Regions from separate parts of the Homo sapiens genome. Here region 1 is linked to region 2. Evidence: chromatin loops called from intact Hi-C (ENCODE). Cell type or tissue: ovary. All regions are shown on one strand. Links, peaks and the distances in the headings refer to the core of each region. The heading gives the core; the rest is flanking DNA.

The links. Hi-C counts contacts between places; a loop is a spot of excess contacts. Peaks named below come from ENCODE experiments on the same cell type or tissue, not always from the same donor. Only the 100,000 strongest peaks of a DNase experiment are listed, where the experiment ranks them.
Region 1: it touches region 2 in a loop (2.0-fold over the local background); 1 of 110 quality-filtered maps calls a loop at or near these places.

The regions. Positions count from the first base shown.
Region 1 is chr19:369,939-375,302 of GRCh38, reverse strand. It overlaps SPMAP2 (sperm microtubule associated protein 2), which reads left to right. Exons shown (of 8, transcript NM_016585.5): 2 at 882-1,004; 3 at 1,292-1,363; 4 at 1,772-1,833; 5 at 2,603-2,672; 6 at 3,981-4,098. Among named protein-coding and RNA genes, the nearest start is that of SPMAP2, 3.4 kb to the left of the region's middle. In ovary, for the core only: no CTCF peak of the experiment used is centred there; a DNase peak (open chromatin) is centred at 2,773.
Region 2 is chr19:312,130-317,493 of GRCh38, reverse strand. It overlaps MIER2 (MIER family member 2), which reads left to right. Exons shown (of 14, transcript NM_017550.3): 8 at 3,851-4,002; 9 at 5,222-5,303. Among named protein-coding and RNA genes, the nearest start is that of PLPP2, 23 kb to the right of the region's middle. In ovary, for the core only: no CTCF peak of the experiment used is centred there; no DNase peak of the experiment used is centred there.

The sequences.
Region 1 (5,364 bases), core at 201-5,200, 58 kb before region 2:
AAAAAAAGCCTCCCAACTCAAAAGTTGAAACCATTCTAAGCACCACACGTGGCTAAAAGGTTTTAAATGGTCGGGAGGAACACGTTCTGGGTGAACTGACGCTTCGGCCAATCAGCACTGGGGGCGCTGATTTTGGGCAGTTGCTGGAGTGTCCCCAGCAAGGCGCGCACTCTACATACCTCTGGGACTCGGCTCCCGTCCTCCCTGCAGCGTGGTCCCTGCACGTGCCCGACCTGCCCCCTTCTCACCGTGGTTTCCGTGCCGCCCAGGGAGGTTTGCCGCCCAAGAACAAAGTGGCTGCCCTGCCCTCATGGGGCTCTGCCAACCTGCAGAGAAAACAGCAGGAGTGTGAGGGGATTCTGGGGAGAACGTGGGAGCCAGCAGCTGCATCAAGCAAGGACAGGGCAGATATCCTGGCATTTGGCATCTTCACCTGCTGCCTGTTTCCCTCCCACAGTCTGTGAGCTTTCTGGGAGGCAGGAGCCGCTCTCTTTAGAGGGTGGTTGCCCCTCTGGGGCCTGGCATACAGTAAGCACTTGACAGATGTCTGTGAGATGAGTAAACACTACCTTAGTACTCACCAAAACAGCCCCGCCAGGTGGGAGCTGGTCTCACCTCCAATTCACAGAGGAGGAAGCTGAGGACCAGGGGAGACAGGTGACCTGGACGGGTCTTCCATCCAGCGAGCAGTGGAGCTGCGGTTGGTCCAGGCCTTCGTGGTGCCAAAGTCCTCCCTCAGAGACCCCTCGAGGGAAAGGAGAGGCGGGTGGGCAGGGTGAGTGCAGACAAAAGGCGCTTGAGCAAGACCCACGCTTCTCTGGGCTCCCAAACGCATCGGGGCGGGAAAGCAGCTCCAACTTCAACGTGGAATTCTCCCAAAGCCGGCTGTCCATCAGCCAGAAGCTCCCCAGCACCACCATGACCAAAGCAAGGAAGAGGAGGAGGCGGAGGAGGCTCATGGAGCTGGCAGAGCCCAAGATAAACTGGCAAGTCCTGAAAGACAGGTGAGGACACGCCAGACCACGGCCTCGTAGGGGCAGCGTGGGCGGCTTTCTCTGCACCCTTCCCGGGCTCCTCCTGTCCCCACTGCTCGGCTCCCCTCCCCCAGCTGCCACCACATCCAGCAAACTTAGGGTAGGTGGGGTTGGCCAGTTAAGGAGGTGGCCAGACACTGGGAGTGGCTAGGGAACGGTGGCCCTCTGGGCGGTGGCCAAAGGAGAGTGAGGAGTTTGGGAGCAAACGGGAGACCCAGGGCAAGAGGCAGTGGGGCTCGGACCCTGTCTCCTCGCAGGAAGGGACGCTGTGGTAAGGGGTATGCCTGGATCTCCCCATGTAAGATGAGCTTGCACTTCTGTCTCTGCTGGTAAGTCCAGGGCTGTCTCCGCCGTGTGCCTATGCTGGGGGACACGTGTCAGGTTCCAGGGGACCCCTTCACTCCAGCCACCCTCCTCTCTCCAGGGAGGAGGATCAGGGAGGGCTCCTCAGATGTGGGGCTCTCCACCCTTGTGACCTGGGTCTGCTCCCAGGAGGTGGCCCTGGGCCCTCTTCTTAGCTATGCTTCTCCCCCAGCTACCTCCTTCTCTGGACATCAGCCTTGCTCACAATAATCCACGCGTCCCGCCGGCCCCCCCACTGTCCTTCTCTGGCCTACCCCCTCTCCCAGCAACTCCACACCCCACCTCGGCCACCCTCCTGGCAGAGACCCAGGCTTGTTTCCGGGCAGGGCCAGGGCTCTCTGCCTCCCTTGCCCTGAGCCGTCCGCTTATTCCAGGCCCTCTGTGTACTGGACCGAGCGGTTCCTTGAGGACACCACCCTCACCATCACAGTGCCCGGTAGGTGGAGCCCGTGCCTGCTGAGACCCCTGCCCCCGGCTGCCGGCCTCCAGGGAACCTGCCCCGCCCCATCTAGATACTTCTGGCCTCCCTTGCCCCATCTCCTCGGAGCCTCTGTCCTCCCCACTGGAGTCTGTCCCCTGAGGAGCTAGAGCTGAGACTGGTCCTGGGGGTGAGGGGCATGGGGAACACTCTCTAGGATAGGGCCAAATCGGGGCAAGAATTTACAAAAAGACCCTTTGCTTTCCCTTCCACAATGATTTCCATGCTTTTCTTGAGAGGAATTTGGTATTGAGGTATCATAGATACCTTCAAATGAGACACTTCGAGAGTTCCCCATAGAGGAGAATAACAGTCCAGTTCTCTCCTGTGCTGTTCTTGACTTTAGACCTACAGTCATCACTAGGCCCCTGGAAACCCCAGGCTTGTACTAACTTCAGAACAAAACCCATTTTCCCAGCCTGTGGGTCCCTGGATCTGTATTGAGCCCCGTTGAGGAGCCACGGTGCTGGGCTGCTGTTCCAGCCCTGCCACTCCCATCCGGTGTCCGAGAAAGGACCTTCAAGCCTCTGAGCCCATTGTCCCTAAATCAGGGACAGCAAATCTTCTCTCTGCAGGGTGTCTGGCCCCCAGTTGTCTCTGCCCACAGTTCTTCCAATTCAGCCTCCTGCCCAAGCTCATGAAAAGCTGAATTCCGCATGCAGAAGCCCCTGGGAACTGCAGGGTGTTGACACTGGGGTTCACTGACTCCGTTTCCCATTTTGCATAGCGGTGTCCCGCCGCGTGGAGGAACTGTCTCGGCCCAAGAGATTCTACCTGGAATATTACAACAACAACAGGTGGGGGAAGGAGGGCTGGGTGGCTACTCAGAAGGCAGAGTTTGGCAGAAATGCCTTATTCTCGCCTGACAGGATGCTGTGTGGGAAAGGGTCCAGGTCCTAGCCCTAGACAGCTGGTGTTCAGACGGGGCTGGCCTGCTTCCCAGCCCACATCCCCAGCAGGCTGCTTCCCAGTCCACATCCCCAGCAGGCTGCTTGGCCCCGTGCAACTGCATTGCCAGCTGTGGAATGGTGGTGGAGGGCACCCGTGAACGGGGATTTGCACAGCGCCTGACACAGTGCGTGCTCAGATGTTATCACCATTGTGACTGTATTTTGTTTACTCAAAAAAGGTGGAAATTCTAAGACACATTAGTATTTTATGTACAAAATTCTTTCTTACCACTTACAGCCCCTGTGCTTGTTAAAAGTGATCTTTAGTTATTTAGACACAACATATAATTACCCATCTTTTATGCAGCGTATGAAGGAAAGCACAGCTGAAGTAGACAGCGGAAGTGTGTCCAACTGTTTTGAACCACTTCTGACACAGACGTTGATGTGGGTGTCGCACACACTGTCCTCACGCCTCTGTGCACTTTTTAACGCCAAATCATACTGTGACCTGAAGACAATTTAAACTGTAATTAAACTTAACTCCTGTAGAAGCAGCAGTGCAGATCACGTGAACAGCACACACAGATGCAGCCAGATGTAGCCAGGACACTTCCGCCATCTGGCTGGCAGCACTCGTAAGCTGCATCCTAACCTCAGACCTGTTCAATGTGGAGACCTTGCCTTAGAATCAATGAAATGCGGCTTTATTTCCGAGCAGAGGCATAGCTGAGACCTGATTTCAGAAGGCACAGCCCCGGGAGCTCAGCTGTCCTTCGCTTTCCCCAGCTTTGCAACCTCAGGACAGACACTTTCATCCCTTGGGTCCAAGTGCTCACGCCAGGCTCTTGATGATGGGGGTGTGTAGAGAAGGCCTGGGAGGAGCTGCCGTCCCAGAAGGGAATGGAGAAGGCCTGGACCTGAGGGTGGACGTTGCACATTGAGCAGAGACAACCCTGGGAGATGGTAGCTCTGTACTTGAGAACTCTTAGAAATTCTTTACGAATCCCTGTTTGGAGACGCTTTCAAAACTCACCACTCTCCCAGGCTCTCTTAACCCCAGAAACAGAGGAGGAGCTGGGAAAGACAGACAGACACATATGGAGGAGCTGGGAAAGACAGACAGACACATACACACACACACACACACACACACACACACACACACCCCCACCCCCGGCCGAGCTGCTGGTCTAAAATGGGGACCTCCCCCAGGACGACTCCTGTCTGGCCCATTCCTCGGTCCTCCCTGGAATACAGAGCGTCGAGTCGCCTGAAGGAACTGGCCGCCCCGAAGATTCGTGATAACTTCTGGAGCATGCCCATGTCTGAGGTGGGTGCCCCGTGCCCCCCGCGACTCACCCCCGCCAGGCGGGCTGGGACCCGGCAGAGAGTGAAAGAGGCTTTGCGTTTGGGAGTCAGGGGAGGAGGAGAAGCTGCACAGGGCGGCTGCCTTTGTCTGGGAGCAGCTTTCTTTTGATCTCTCACTGTCTTCAGAGCCGCCCAGGGGTCATCCTTCCCTGCGCTTCAGTCCGGGTGGATCCCAAAGCTTCCAGCTCACACTCAGGAATTAGAACAGTCTTATCTCAGGTGTTCAGAAAGCGCTCATCTCTCGCCCCAGCTCAGGCCGGACTCCTGGCCACCGGCAACCACTGACCTCGCTCTACGCCCTGTACCTTTTGCTTTTCCGAAAGTCTGAACCCCGCAGCCTGCGGGCTTGACCCGGCTTCTGCCGCCCCCCGCCCTGCATCTGAGACTCTCGCGTGCGTCGGTAGTTTATTCCTTGTCGTCGCCGGTTCAATTCCAGAATTTGCCGATCCAGGCACCCACTGAAGGGTATTTGGGTGGCTTCCAGTTTAGGACTGTTACGATAAAACTGATGTGAATACGCCGGGCGCGGTGGCTCACGCCTGTCATCCCAGCACTTTGGAAGGCTGAGGCGGGTGGATCACGAGGTCAGCAGATCGAGACCATCCTGGCTAACATGGTGAAACCCTGTCTCTACTAAAAATACAAAAAAAAAAAAAAATTAGCCGGGGGTGGTGGCGGGCGCCTGTAGTCCCAACTACTCCGGAGGCTGAGGCAGGAGAATCGCTTGAACCCGGGAGGCGGAGCTTGCAGTGAGCCGAGATCGCGCCACTGCCCTCCAGCCTGGGCGACAGAGCGAGACTCCGCCTCAAAAAAAAAAAACAAAACTGTGAATATCTGTATACAGCTTTTTGTGGAGGCGTAAGTTTCCATATCTCCAGGGTAATACCCAGAATTGGAATTTCTCAGTTACTGGGTATATGTAACTTTTAAAAAACTGACCAATGGTTGTCCAAAGTGACGGCGCCGTCTTGCATTCTCTGGGCCGGGATTGAGCTCAGGCTCTCCCCATCCTGGCCGCCGTCTTGCATTCTCTGTGTGGGGATTGCGCTCAGGCGCTCCCCATCCTGGCCACCATCTTGCATTGTCTGGGCCGGGAGTGGGAGCCCAGGTGCGCCGTATCCTGGCCATCTTGCATTCTTTGGGTGGGAAGTGGGAGCTCAGGCTGTCCCTGTTGTCAGGCCTCTGAGCCCAAGCCAAGCCGTCGCATCCCCTGTGACTTGCACGTATA
Region 2 (5,364 bases), core at 129-5,128:
GTGCAGTGGCGCGATCTCAGCTCACTGCAAGCTCCGCCTCCCGGGTTCACGCCATTCTCCTGCTTCAGCCTCCTGAGTAGCTGGGACTACAGGCACCCGCCATGACTCCCGGCTAATGTTTTGTATTTTTAGTAGAGACGAGGTTTCACCGTGTTAGCCCGGGTGGTCTCGATCTCCTGACCTCGTGATCCGCCCGCCTCAGCCTCCCAAAGTGCTGGGATTACAGGTGCCCGCCACCGCGCCCGGCCTAATTTTGTATTTTTAGTAGAGATGGGTTGTCTCCATGTTGGCCAGGATGGTCTCGATCTCCTGACCTCGTGATCCGCCCACGTCGGCCTCCCAAAGTGCTGGGATTACAGGCGTGAGCCACTGGACCTGGCCTGTTGTTTGTTTTTTAATTTTTTTATATCTTCTTTTGGATTAATAGGTTTATTTTGTCCTTCTGTTTCAGCTTATAAGTTTTAGTTTTAGCGCTTTAGAGGTTACAACATGAATTATTGACTTATCACAGTCTACATTTTTTTTGAGATAGAGTCTTGTTCTGTCGCCCAGGCTGGAGTACAGTGGTGTGATCTCGGCTCATTGCAACCTCCGCCTCCTGGGCTCAAGCGATTCTCCTGCCTCAGCCTCCCAAGTAGGTGGGACTACAGGCACACGCCACCATCCCCAGCTAATTTTTGTATTTTTAGTAGGGATGAGGTGTCACTGTGTTGGCTATGCTGGTCTTGAACTCCTGACCTCCAGTGACCTCAGCCTCCCAAAGTGCTGACATTACAGGAGTGAGCCACCACACCGGGCCTCACAGCTTGAAATAAGTACATTCTAGTTCCCCTACAATGCAAGAAACAGTTTAACTCAATTTACCTGCCCCCTGCCTTTTGTGCTATCGTTAATTTTACATATGAGCCGGCTGTGGTGGCTCATGCCTATAATCCGAGCACTTTGGGAGGCCGAGGCAGGCAGATTGCCTGAGGTCAGGAATTTGAGACCAGCCTGGCCAACATGGTGAAACCCTGTGTCTACTAAAAATACAAAAATTAGCCAGGCGTGGTGGGCACCTGTAGTCCCAGCTACTCGGGAGGCTGAGGCAGGAGAATCGCTTGAACCCCGGAGATGGAGGTTGCAGTGAGCCAAGATCGCACCACTGCACTCCAGCCTGGGGGACAGAGCAAGACTCCATCTCCAAAAAAAAAAAATCTACATATCACAAGATGATAACATTGTTGTTTTAAACAGTGAACATTCTTTGTATTTATCCTATCCACATATTTCCTCCAGCTTCCATTTGGAATCATTTCCTTCAGCCGGAAGAACTTCCTTTGTAATAGGCCTTGTGCTTTCTTTCAGCATTTTTTTGTCTGAAAAGCCTGGATTTTTGCTTTCATTCTTTAAAGCATATTTTCATGGCATGTTTTTCCAGGTTTGCAGGGTGTTTTCTTTCAACACTTGAAAAATTTCACTCCATTGCGTTTTGGCTGTCATCGTTTCTGTTGAGAAGTCAGAGGACGGTCTTACTCTTTCTTCTGAAGTCATTGTGCCCTTTTCTCTCCTAAGAGTTGTTTCCTTTCCTTTATTTGTTTGTTTTTCACCAGTTTGGCTCTCCTGTGCCTGTGCACACGTCTTCGTGTGTCCTTGTATTCGTCCTGAGTTTCCTGGCTCTGTGGGTTGGTATCAGTCGTCAGTTTTGAAGAATTCTTGGCTGTTACCTCTTCAGATTTTGTGCTGCCTCCTTCTTTGCTTTCTCTGTCACTCATTTACACGTATCTTAGAGGTTGCCTCACTGTCTTGTACTACCCTAAACGGTGTTCTTTCCTTTTACACTTTGGTTTTGGTCTTGTAAACATTGGTTTCCTTTTGATTCCACTAATTGTGTTTTGTGCTGTGTTCAGGCTGCTGGTAAAAAAGCTGTTCAGTGGGTCCATTCGGGTATTGTATTATCCAGTCCTGGAAGGTCCTTGAGATTCTTTTCTATAAATTTCAAGTCTCTGCTGAGACTCTCCGGCGTTTTGTCCATTTCCTTAACGTATTAATCCTCGTTAGATTGAAGTCTTCGTGTGCTGACTCTTAACATCGGCTGTGTGTAGACCTGCTTTGTTGTCTGATGTGTTCTTGTTTTGTTTGTTTGTTTGAGACGGAGTCTCGCTCTTCTCGCCCAGGCTGGAGTGCAGTGGCGCGATCTTGGCTCACTGCAACCTCTGCCTCCCGGGTTCAAGTGATTCTCCTCCCTCAGCCTCCCGAGTAGCGGAGATTACAGGCGCCCATGACCACGCCCGGCTAATTTTTGTATTTTTAGTAGAGCTGGGGTTTCGCCATGTTTGCCAGGCTGGTCTCGAACTCCTGACCTCAGGTGACCCGCCCGCCTCAGCCTCCCAAAGTGCTGGGATGACAGGCGTGAGCCACCACGCCTGGCCTTGTTTTCTTGTTTTATTCTGAGACAGGGTCTTGCTCTGTTTCCCAGGCTGGAGTGCAGTGGTGCAATCATGGCTCATTGCAACCTCGACCTCCTGGGCTCAGTCCCACCTTAGCCTCAATCCCACCGTAGCTGGGACTACAGACGTGCCTGTACTACATTTGAAATTTTTTGTAGAGATGGAGTGTGCGAGTCTCAAACTCTGGCCTCAACCGATCCTCCCACCTCAGCCTCCCAGAGTGCTGGGATTACAGACATGAGCCCTCACATCCGGTTAATGTTTTTCCCTCGTGTTTTCCCACCCTTCACATGCTAGGCTGTATGTGGTGTTCTTTTTCTCCAGAGATGGTCTGCTGTTTTCTTGGAGACCACCTCTGTCCAAGCAGGGCTCAGGTGTCGCCTGTGGAGATGGAGAAAGGTGGCTGTGGTGTCTGCCTGTTTTCCTCATGGCCATGAGGACCGGGAGAGGCCCCTGCTTGGTGGGGCACAGCACCAACCTGGGAGCTAGTTACCGCGTCAGCCCCCGGCAGTGGAGACTCCCGTGTGGAGCTGTTTTCCCCAGTGCGTTTTTCACATTTCTTCCCGTGCACTGATTTTGTTTTTTATTTGTTGGTTTGCTTTGTTTGGGATCCTGTGCCTCTTTCCTGGATAATTGAGAGGTGCTGGCACTTGAGCCTTGCCAGACCTGGCCCTGAGCTCTCCCCTGCCTTGTCCCCAGTCACGTCCCTCACCACAGCTGGAGGCTGCGTCCCTCCCTTTGCCGAAAGCCAATTGCATCTGAGGTCGTGGACTTTTCCTCCCCTCTGTGAGCACATCTGCCATCCACACCAGCTACCGGGGGCAGGATGTCTCCCCAGAGGTGATGCACCTTCTGGCCGTGGCTCTTCAGCTCCCAGGGTTAGAGCGCGACAGTGCCTAACTGTGGGGGCTCCCGCTTGTCCACGGGCCCAAGTCTCAGCTGCCTTTATGCAGAGTCGGGGGCGTCCTTGCTGCTCCCTCAGGCCTCTGCATTTCAGGTGCCCTTGTAGCTGTGCAGCCTGAAGCCAGCCTCACCTCACTGGTCTCACTACTTAGAACCCCCTCTGCAGAGTCCTTGCTTAGAATTCCCCTGCCCCAGATCTAGGCTGTCCACAGCTTCCTCTGACCCCTTGGCTGGATCAGGCGCCCCTGCTGACTGCTCATGGCTCCCTGCACTTGGTCGTTGGGATACAGGCCTGTGTGTGGTGCCCAGAGCCTGCTCTGGACCCACTCGGTAGTTGAATTGAGCACAGCAGCACCAAGCCCAGGAGGAGCACAGGGATGGCGGCCCAGGGCTTGGGAAAGGGAGGACGGACAGTGCCTCCTCCCTGTCAGGGGCTGAGTTGGCTGCTTTGCTTGTCCTGGCGTGTGTGGGTGCAGATTGGGTTCCTGCAAGCTGACCTTTGCCCTCTGCTTGTGCAGTCTACGAGAACGAAGACCAGCTGCTCTGGGACCCCAGCGTCCTCCCTGAGAGGGAGGTGGAGGAGTTCCTGTACAGGGCGGTGAAGCGGCGTTGGCACGAGATGGCCGGGCCTCAGCTCCCAGAGGGAGAAGCCGTGAAAGACAGTGAGCAGGTGGGGGCTGCCATGCCGGGGACAGAGGGGCTGAGGGCTGCCGTGGCGTGGGCCAGAGCTCACACCCCAGTGCCTCCAGGGGCCAGGGAGGGCAGAGGGGAGGGCAGGGGTCAGGTGTGTGGGGGCCAGGGCACTGGAACAGCTACTCAGGTCAGAAGGGGGGCCAATTAAAACCACGTATCAGGGAGGAGGTGTAGACGCCTCCGGGTATCCTGCAAGGGGATGTAGACACCCCTGATGTCACTCCCTGGATAGAGGTGTAGGTGGCCCTGACATCGCCCAGGAGGATGGTGTGGACGGCCCCTGATGCCAGTCCCTGGATAGAGGTGTAGGTGGCTCTGACATCGCCCAGGAGGGTGGTGTGGACGGCCCCTGATGCCAGTCCCTGGATAGAGGTGTAGGTGGCCCTGACATCGCCCAGGAGGGTGGTGTGGACGGCCCCTGATGTCACTCCCTGGATAGAGGTGTAGGTGGCCCTGACATCGCCCAGGAGGGTGGTGTGGACGGCCCCTGATGTCACTCCCTGGATAGAGGTGTAGGTGGCCCTGACATCGCCCAGGAGGGTGGTGTGGACGGCCCCTGATGTCACTCCCTGGATAGAGGTGTAGGTGGCCCTGACATTGCCCAGGAGGGTGGTGTGGACGGCCCCTGATGTCACTCCCTGGATAGAGGTGTAGGTGGCCCTGACATCGCCCAGGAGGGTGGTGTGGACGGCCCCTGATGTCACTCCCTGGATAGAGGTGTAGGTGGCCCTGACATCGCCCAGGAGGGTGGTGTGGACGGCCCCTGATGTCACTCCCTGGATAGAGGTGTAGGTGGCCCTGACATCGCCCAGGAGGGTGGTGTGGACGGCCCCTGATGCCAGTCCCTGGATAGAGGTGTAGGTGGCTCTGACATCGCCCAGGAGGGTGGTGTGGACGGCCCCTGATGTCACTCCCTGGATAGAGGTGTAGGTGGCCCTGACATCGCCCAGGAGGGTGGTGTGGACGGCCCCTGATGTCACTCCCTGGATAGAGGTGTAGGTGGCCCTGACATCGCCCAGGAGGGTGGTGTGGACGGCCCCTGATGTCACTCCCTGGATAGAGGTGTAGGTGGCTCTGACATCGCCCAGGAGGGTGGTGTGGACGGCCCCTGATGCCACTCGCTGGATGGTATAGACAGTTCTTGCTGTCGGCTCCTGCGCTGAGCCCATGGAAGAGCCAACATGTCCTCTCCCCAGGCGCTGTACGAGTTGGTGAAATGCAACTTCAATGTGGAGGAGGCCCTGCGAAGGCTGCGGTTCAACGTGAAGGTGATCCGAGGTGAGCAGCGGTCTGGGCCTTCCTTCCGCTGCGGCCCCGCCCTGGGCACTGCTGACCGTTC